Linked DNA regions of Homo sapiens: region 2 is linked to region 1. Evidence: chromatin loops called from intact Hi-C (ENCODE). Cell type or tissue: Calu3. All regions are shown on one strand.

The links. Peaks named below come from ENCODE experiments on the same cell type or tissue, not always from the same donor. Only the 100,000 strongest peaks of a DNase experiment are listed, where the experiment ranks them.
Region 2: it touches region 1 in a loop (17-fold over the local background); 1 of 110 quality-filtered maps calls a loop at or near these places.

What each region holds. Positions count from the first base shown.
Region 1 is chr3:130,536,125-130,541,124 of GRCh38, forward strand. The region is part of intron 1 of COL6A6 (collagen type VI alpha 6 chain); the gene reads left to right. Among named protein-coding and RNA genes, the nearest start is that of COL6A6, 21 kb to the left of the region's middle. RefSeq lists a silencer at 3,043-3,112. In Calu3, a CTCF peak has its summit at 3,089 (motif pointing left); a DNase peak (open chromatin) is centred at 3,077.
Region 2 is chr3:130,724,849-130,729,848 of GRCh38, forward strand. PIK3R4 (phosphoinositide-3-kinase regulatory subunit 4) reads right to left here. Exons shown (of 20, transcript NM_014602.3): 6 at 3,615-3,836. Among named protein-coding and RNA genes, the nearest start is that of PIK3R4, 19 kb to the right of the region's middle. In Calu3, no CTCF peak of the experiment used is centred here; a DNase peak (open chromatin) is centred at 2,473.

The DNA.
Region 1 (5,000 bases):
AAACTTCTCCAATAGTTAGTCTTACGTAGTGATTTCTGCTCATGCATCTTCATGAAACAAATTCTTCTCCACTTTTTTCTACACATAACCAAATTCTGTTCATCCTTTAAAGTCACACTCAAGTCTCACTTTCTCTGTGAGTCCTTCTGTCCTTACACAAGAGACACCTGTCTCTTTTCATTCTTTCATCCCTATACATCCATTCATTTACTTGTTCATTCAAGTACCACAGTGGGTCAGGCACTGTTCCAGACTCCAGGGTGCAGCCTGCAAAAACACATACCTGCCCTTGTGGTACTCACATTCTTATGAGGAAAGACCATAAGCAAGGAAACAAATATTACCACAATAGATTCGCTGACGAAGACAAGTCCTCTGAAGAGAAATAATAGTGATTGGGAGTAGACGGGTAGAGAAGGGGAAATTATTTTCAATAGGGTGCTAACCAAACGTCCCTTTAAGAAGGATGTAATATTTAAACACACATCTAAGGAAACCAAAGTAGCAGAAACTGTGAAGGCCCTCAGGTAGAACAAGCATGTCCTGTTCAAGGAAAAGTGAAATCAGTGCAGCTGGAGTGGTGAGAGAGAGGAAGGAGATGAAGTCAGAGGATTAATAGGGCCTAGACCATGGAAGGCCCTGATGAACATGGAAAGGGGTTTTGAGTAGATGTGAAACTATCTCATTTTTAGTTTAAAATGAAGCACACTTGAATAATATGTAATTGGCCAGAGTGGAAGCAAGGAGTCCAATTAGAAAGCTTTTGCTAGAATTCAGGTGAGATGATAGTGTCTTAGATTAAGGTGGAAGTAAAAAAGGTATTGACGAATGGCTGGATCTGAGATCTAATTTTTTTAAGTAAAACTAACAGTGTCTGCTCAGGGATGTGAAAGGAGATGAGTTAATTATTCCTATGTTTCTAGCTGAGGAAACTTGGTGAGTAGTGGTACCACTTACTGAGATGGCAGTCATATTCAACTGTGCATTATTTAACAGTTAATTATTTTTTAGTGTATTTGTTACAGCTCAGCAATTAGATTGTCTGTTTCCCTTAACACAGTTAGGGACACTACATTCACATTTGATTGATTAGTTTGTTCTAGCTCTATCAATTAATAGCTGTGTGACTTTCAGCAAGCTACTTAACCCTCTAACTCAATCTCATCTGTAAAGTGGGTCTGGTACTCATCGGGTTGTTGAGACAATTAAGTGTGGCTCTTAGAATAATGGCTGGCACTTAGTAGTGCTCAGTAGTAGCTGTTATTCGTTCCAGAAACACCCCCACACCCCACCAACTGTAGCCAGTCAGCCCAGGGATCTTATGAGTTTCTCTCTACTTAGTTTGCTCAATGCAAGGTCAGACTATTTTTCAAAGGTACTTAATACTTGAGCTAATAGAGAAAATCCATGCTAGCTTTCAAATGCTACCCTGTGTGAATCTCTTTAGTTGTGTTTTGCTTTTCCAAGCCTAAAACTTAGGTGGTCAACAATTAGCAGATATTTGTTGAATGTCTACTTTGGGCTTAGCTGCTGGGATATTCAAGAGTACCAGTTAAACCTCATTTTTCCTGCCATGCATGCTTTTGATTTAGCTGTAATGAATATTTTATCAGTGACCAAATATTTTATTACCTCTCTAGTCCTTTGGGTATTGCTGGACAGATTTCAGACTAGCTGATGTCATTATTGGCCGTTATAAATTGTGTCAGTATGGCTGCCCTTTTGTATCTTGGTCAAATACAGAAAAACAGCAACTTGGAGATACAGAGCCTCTATTCAGACTTAATGGGATTAGCTGTCAATGGCAGAAATTCACAGCAGTTGGTATCCATTCATTGAGAAAGAAGACAACTTAAAGAAATTTCCAGTGAAAGATAATTACACACAGATTATCTGGTACATTCTAACACATTAGATAAAATTCCTTCATCTGCAGAGAACTGGATAGCATGCAAAGCTTTGCCTCAAGGAAAGCAATATGATATAGTGGAAAAAGCACTGGACTCAGATCAGCAGGACTGGCTGTGACCTGAGGAAATGCTCAACTTTGCCAAGACTTAGATGTTTCCCTTGTAAAAAATGAATAAAAAATTATACCTACTTTACAGGGGTACTCTCAGGGTTCAGGGAGATAATGGCTGTGAAAAGACTTGGAAATCTGCAAAATATTATACCTAAGCAAATGTTATACAAGCCTGTAGACATGTTAAGAGTTGAAAATGTGATAAGGAAAGACTTTAGGAGAGAGAGTAAATAAAGTTCCTTGCCAGGCGGTGCCTTTTCTAGGTTACTCACAAGCTGTCCCATTGTAAAGATGGCAACAAAAATAAAAATAATGACAACAGCTAACATTTACTTAGTATCTGCTGCAAAGAAGATACTGTGCCAACTCGTTTACACACATCAGTTCATTTAACCCCCAAAACAATTCCTTGAAGTGGATGTGGTTACTAACACCATTTTATGGATGAGAAATGGGTTCAAAGCAATTAAATTACTTGCCTAGTCATGCAGTTTGTGGGCTATAGAACTAGGATTTTAATTAGGCAGTCTGATGCCAGAATCCATGAGTTTAACTACTAGCCTACACAGCCTTACAGGTGGATCCTAGTATAATTGGAGTGTGAGCTCAGTATTGCCAAGTCATTTTCAGTGGAGTGATTCTGCCTGTGCCTCGAATTTGTCCCACACCTCCTATCCCCTGCTCAGAATTTCTCTCCTATCTCTACTATTTCATGCTATCCTACAATCATAGGTGCTAGAGGCTACATTGGGTAATGCTTGCTGCTGTAGCTAATAAACCTAAAAATGTATACTGATGCACACACAATAGTAAGTTAAATTATTACTGATTTAACAGAAGTAGGTCTGTAAACACATTCATGGGGTGGCCCCTGTCCACACAGCCATTCAGGTCCCCATGCTGAGAGTAACCTTGCCATCCTCAACATTTGGTGCTTGAGATTGTCTCCATTCCAGCCAATCAGAAGGGGAAGAAAGATTGAGGTGCCCCCTGTGGGAATTTCTGCTGAGGTTGCATTGGCTGGCACTCATTTAGCCATTGCAAGTGGAGCTAGAAAATATAGCCCCCTGCTGGCCGCCATGGCTCAGTGACAACTTCTCAATGTGGAATGGGCAGCACTAATTTTTGGTGAACAACTAAGAAGTGTCAGCCACAGAGATTATGGTTATTGCTAGGTGGTTTTTCATTGATGAAATTTTATTTCTGGGCTGGGCGCGGTGGCTCACGCCTGTAATCCCAGCACTTCGGGAGGCCGAGGCCGGTGGATCAAGAGGTCAGGAGTTTCAGACCAGCCTGACCAACATAGGGAAACCCCGTCTCTACTAAAAATACAAAAATTAGCCGGGTGTGGTGGTGGGCGCCTATAGTCCCAGCTACTCAGGAGGCTGAGGCAGGAGAATGGCGTGAACCCGGGAGGCGGAGGTTGCAGTGAGCCAAGTCGCGTCACTGCACTCCCGCCTGGACAACAGAGCGAGACTCCGTCTCAAAAAAAAAAAAAAATTTATTTCTTTGAGTTCCTTTAATTGGGTTCTGCAGTACACCATGAAAAATTATGGGCTCAAGGAAGGTTCTTTTGATCAAAATATGCTCTTCACTTCCTTGTTTCCTGCCACACTAATACAAAACTTATTACAGATGACCATCTCAGTGGGACAAATACTCCCTGCAATTGTTTCATACCTGCTGTCAGCATTTAAATGAACTGGAGGCTTAATTGCCTGATCTCTTTCCTTCAACAGTATTTAATTCTAAAAATTTTGAGTTTTTTAAAAATATACATTTATTGGATTTCAGGTACATAGAATTGGGTTAATTCTAACCCACAGTTCATTACATACTCATTTATGGGTCCTTGCAAGAGGTTCTATTTATTTGCTTATTTGTTAATAATAAACCATAAACCTCTACCACATGAAAACTGGAATGTTGATAATAACATATCTACAATGAGTTTATTTTCAGTCCTTTCTCTCTGCCCCCCACATCCTATGTAACTACTATCCTGACCCTTATGGTTATTTCCTTTTTAAAAATAGACGACTTTTTTAGAGCAGTTTTAGCATCACAGCAAAACGGAGCTGAAGGACAGATTTCCCATATATCCTCTATCACACATACATAGCCTCCCTGATTATCAATATCCTCTATCAGCGTGGGATATCTGTCACAATTGATGAACCTGCCTACGCTGGCACATCATCACCCAAAGTCCATAATTTACATTAGGGTTTACTCTTCATGTGGTCCATTCTATGTGTTTAGACAATTTATAATGATATGTGTTCACCATCATAGTATCAGAATGATTTCACTGACCTACAGATCCTTTGTGCTCTGCCCTTTTTTTCTTTTTTAAAAAATTTAATTAAGCTCCAGGATACATTGCAGGATGTGCAGGTTTGTTACAAAGGTAAACATGTGCCATGGTGGTTTGCTGCATCTATCAACCCATCACCTAGGTATTAAGCCCAACATGCGTTATCTCTTTTCCCTAATGCTCTCCTCCCTGACCCCACCCTCCCTCAACAGGCTCCATTGTGTGTTGTTCCCCTCCCTGTGTCCATGTGTTCTCATCGTTCAGCTCCTACTTATAAGTAAGAACATGAGGTGTTTGGGTTCCTGTTCCTGCATTAGTTTGCTGAGGATAGTGACTTCCAGCTTCATCCATTTCCCTGTAAAGGATATAATCTCATTTCTTTTTATGGCTGCATAGTATTCCATGGTGTATATGTACCAGTTCTCTTCATCCAGTCTATCACTGATGGGCATTTGGGTTGATTCCATGTCTTTGCTATTGTGAATAGTGCTGCAGTGAACATATGTGTGCATATATCTTTATAATAGATTTTTTTATATTCCTTTGGGTATATGCCCAGTAATGGGATTGCTGGGTCAAATGGTATTTCTGGTTGTAGGTCTTTGAGGAATCCAATGTCCAGAATCTACAAGGAACTTAAACAAATTTACAAGGAAAAAA
Region 2 (5,000 bases), 190 kb after region 1:
CAAAGTTGGTTATTCTAAAAATAGTAATATGAAAATATTATTTAGAGATATGGTAATAATCACCTGAAAACACTAAAATAAAAGCAGAAAGCTGAGTAGTTGCCTCTGGAAATTTCAACTATTGTTTTTCATACATTATACATTTTGATTAAATTTTAAATAATTTCTAAAAGCCTATTTCCTTTATGATTAAAAAATTATGTTATAATTGTTTTCTTTAATAAAAGGAAAAATTCTATCTAAAATTCCAGTGAATTATATTTAGGAACTTTACAAACTGAAATGTACAATGAGCTAAAATAGCTAAAACTATTTTGAAAATGAATGACATCTGAAACTTACCCTATCAGATGATAAAGGTGATTAAAAATATATAATAATGTAAATTGAATATGGCTATGAATATGAGTACAAGAAGAGAAAAATCAATGGAACAGACTAGATAGCCAGAAAACTGACCTTAACAGACAGAAGCATGCAACAGATGATAAAACAGTAAGAAACAAACCAGTAAGAAAAAAAACAAAAAAAATGCTTAATAAATTATGCTGGAAAATCAGTTACATATCTGAGAAGAAAAAGAAAATTTAGTTTTCATCCCACATCACAGACCAAAAATAAAGATCAATTAAACAGTTAAGTGTAAAAACTAAAGCATGAAAAAGAAAAAAAGACAAGCACACAACAGATTATTAATCTAATTCTGGAATGGGAAGAGACTTTACATACAAAAGTAGAAAAAAAAAAATCACAAAGCAAAAAGATCGAGTAAACTGACTTCAGAAAAACTGTCTACAGAAAAGATTCAAAAATCAAGTTAAAGAACTAAGAAACGTGAGCTTAAAATTGATTTAAAAAATTAATGTTCTTAATATGTATATAAAGGCTCGAAAAGAACAAGAAAAGCATAAGTATCAGAAAAAAATAAGCCAAAATAATGAATTTTAAAATTCATAGAATTAGAAATATGAATGCATAATCAACATGAAAAAGTTTTTCAACTTGATAGTTAAGCTAAGAAATATATATCAAAACAAGTTATCATTTTACCCTTCCAACAGGCAAGGACTAAGTAAAGCCTATTTCACACTGGATGGGTGTGCAGCACTTAACGGAGATGGGGATGCAAAATGATATCATCTTTTTGAATAGCTTATAAATGTGTCATGAGTTTTAAAAATAAATTCACATTCTTTAACACAGTAATTAAAATTTTTTTACTTCTATCCTAAGAAAATAATCAGAAACAACTACTTACATACATACGTTGCATATTTATACCAAATATATAGATTATCTATATATGACAGAAAAAAATGAAAATAATTTAAATATCCAAAAGGGTTAAATTTTTGCAAAACTATATAAAGGAATAGTTTAGACCTATCAAATTATGATTTCAAATAAATTTTTAATGATATGAGAAAATGCTTAAAGTATGTTATTAGAAAAAGTTTAAGAAATAATAAAATTTGGAAGTAATATAATATATACATAGCACTTACGCCAGGCACTATTACATATATTAATTCATTCTATCCCCCAACAACCAGTAAGACAGGCACTATTCTTATTTCCATTTTACAGATAGGTAAACTAAGCCACAAAAAAATTAAATGATTTTCCAAGAACCACAACTAGTGACAAAGTGAACACCTGAACCCAACAGTATAGCTCCACAATGCCTGCTCTTAACGATCAGCATATGACAGAAAGGGATAAATGGGATGGAAAGAGAAGAGGAATAGCTATGGGAAAAAACATCAAAGCTTTAACAGACATTGTACATGGGTTGTAGGATTAATGGTCATTTATTTTCTTCTGGTTTCCGTATTTTCCAAATTTTTCTAAGTTTTATTTCCAAAAGTAATATAAGCATATTTATTTTTTATAAATAAAAAATTTATTTTTAAATTAAGACAAACTAATATGTGTTTCAAAGAACACATGAATTGACCAATAGATAGGGGAAGTTTTAAGAACCGACTTTTCCCGAGAAAAGAAATAAATATAACATTATTTGGAAGAAGAAGAGAGCAAGCAAGACAAAAAGATGTAAGAATCAAAGAATACTGTATTCAGGAACTGAGTTAGATGAAGTCCTAGATGGAAGGCTAAGATGCATCTATAAATTAATGCAAAAATAAAAAACAAAAGATGTCTGAAAAGAAAAAAACAGGTACAGTAATTTCCAAAAATAACCGGGAATTTGAAAGTTTTTCAAAGTAGAAAGTACCCTTTCCTCCAAAACATATGATAGCATTTGCAGAAATATCAATCCTGTTGCCACATAGGTTTCTTGCATTTTATTTTTTTAGCAAACAAAAATCAAACAGCAAACCTTTCCTAGATTATTGGGAACCAAAACTTAAAGTCTTTTTTTTTTTTTTGAGACGGAGTCTCGCTCTTTCACCCAGGCCTGACTGCAGTGGCGCAATCTCAGCTCACTGCAAGCTCCGCCTCCTGGGTTCACGCCATTCTCCTGCCTCAGCCCCCCTCCCGCCGCCTCCGAGTACAGGCACCCGCCACCGCGCCCGGCTGATTTTTTGTATTTTTAGTAGAGACGGGGTTTCACCGTGTTAGCCAGGATGGTCTCGATCTCCTAACCTCGTGATCCGCCCGCCTCGGCCTCCCAAAGTGCTGGGATTACAGGCGTGAGCCACGGCGCCCGGCCCTTAAAGTCTTACAGCTTCTGCTGCCTCACAAGAAAGTCTGGACACAGCCAAGCTTTCTATTGTGCAGAATAGTCTTTAAACTTTTCGGGTTAACAGATAAACTGTTACAACTATGTGGGAAATGATATAATAGGGGGTAGTGGATAATCATAATAATATGAATTTAGCATATATTTCATAATTGGCCAAATCTTAAACTGAAAAGATCAGTACATTCAGGGAAAAGGGGATCAGTTATTATTCAAAAGAGAAAAATATTAAATCCTGTATCAAACATGACTTAACCCATGCAAAATACTGTCCACTTCATTTACTTCTAATTCTGAATACAAATGTAATATAAGTCATGCATATAAAACACAAGATGTCTGACTTTAGATATATCTAAAAATCAAGAATTGTAAAATGAAAGAACAGCAAAAAAAAAATGCTGCTTAAATTTTCACAAATTTTCAGTTACACAAAGCCTTTAACTTAATTCTTTCCAACTACATTGATTTTCAACCATGATTATATTTTAACTTATTTTCTGATTCTAAAAGTGATGCATGTTCACTTTTATTAACATGTTTATAAACATATATGATTTCTGTTATTGTTACCTTTACACTACAGCAATCATTCTTTAAGAGGATTTACAACCTACTTATGTCACTTTAACATACTTCATGGTACTTTCCAGGTCATTATTCTGTCTAAATATAGTTAATGACCACACGGTATTCCTTCATACGGATGTAACACAGGTTGATATACCAACCCTTTATTTTAACCAAGCCAAAATACTTACATCATCCAAAAGCAGCATGAAGACAGAAATACTAGGAATTCATTTCATTATTAATGAAATTTGGTAGTATCATCTATCCTTCAGATTGCATGGAAGTATTTGAGAGGATGATTAAAAATCTTAAAGGAATTTAAAAGCAAAAAACATACCAACTATACTATCAAAAAATGCTCCACGTAGATGCCAATCATTCTTATCATTTAGGAAAGTAATCATGTGGGACAACAAAACATCGTTGGCTTTCTGACGTCCAAAGAATACACACAGCCGTGTTATTCCATTTTCCATCAAGGTTTGTTTTACAATATTTTCAGGGTCACTTAGCAAAGTAACAACTTTCTGCTGGACCATTTCATGTAAGGCTTGGAGCTCTAAAAAAAAAAAAAAAAGAAAGAAAGAAAGAAAGAAAAGAAATAGTTAAGAAAAGATCAATTTTTCCCCATACAGATAGTCCCAGTCTTCTTTCTTACTCATCAGAGAGACTGATTACAGAATCCACCGAAGACTTTAATCACCAATTTTTTGCATTATTCAAAGCTCTGAAGGATGGGAAACTGAAATATAAAGTGAAGAATATCCTAACAAGCAGATGCCACAAACATAGTTACTATCTCACTAATCAAATAGTTTCATTTATTAGCTCAAGGAGAAAATTATAGAGAAGCACCAGAAAGGAAATCACATTGCCCCAGTAAGATCCCAGTTAATCAAGGACTTGAAAATAATGGAATAGGATTAGGATATAATATGATGGTACTGAGCAATCCTTTTAGAAAATGTTTTTAAAGGTCAGTTTATTTTAGAAAGCCAGAAAACACACTGCAAGTTCTGTCAAGGCTTTACTTCATCTGGCCACTGTCTTCTCTGGTCTTACCTCTTCTCTTCCTCATCCTCACTTTTTCTCACTTATTTATTTACTTAGCTGCCTGTCTTCTTTTTACTAAAATGTAAGCTCAAGAGCAAGGATCGTTTCTATCGTATTCACCACCATGCTCTAGTGCTTAGGGCAGGCTCCTAATTGCCTGATGCAGAGCTAATCTTTAACAATTATCTGTGAATAAACAGAAGACAGGGGCCACTCTTGGTCCAGCTACTACTGTCAAGGAAAAAGGTAACTGGTCTGACATGCAAAACTATATGCTCACATTAAGAAAAACTTTAGATTCCCTCCCCAAAAATTTTACCATTTAACTTTATTATCTCAACAGGTCCAATTACATGGTTATAGGACAGTATTATTTTCCAAGTAATTCCATAAAAAAAGGCTAGGACTTCCTGATACATCCTCCTATAACTTCAAAATTATTCCACTGTATTCAACTCTAGATAATACATGTTGTCTAAAAATGGTGCCATTCTAACAAGTAACAATTGTAGTTGTTTGCAGCATAAAATTCTAAAAAACTAGATTTCTCTAGTTTTTCACAACTAGAAGCATCTTGGAGAAAATTACATCTATTACTTTACTTCTAAATCTTTTACTCAACAAACATTAAGTAAAAATCTGTAAAGAGTTGTATAACACAAAGAAACCT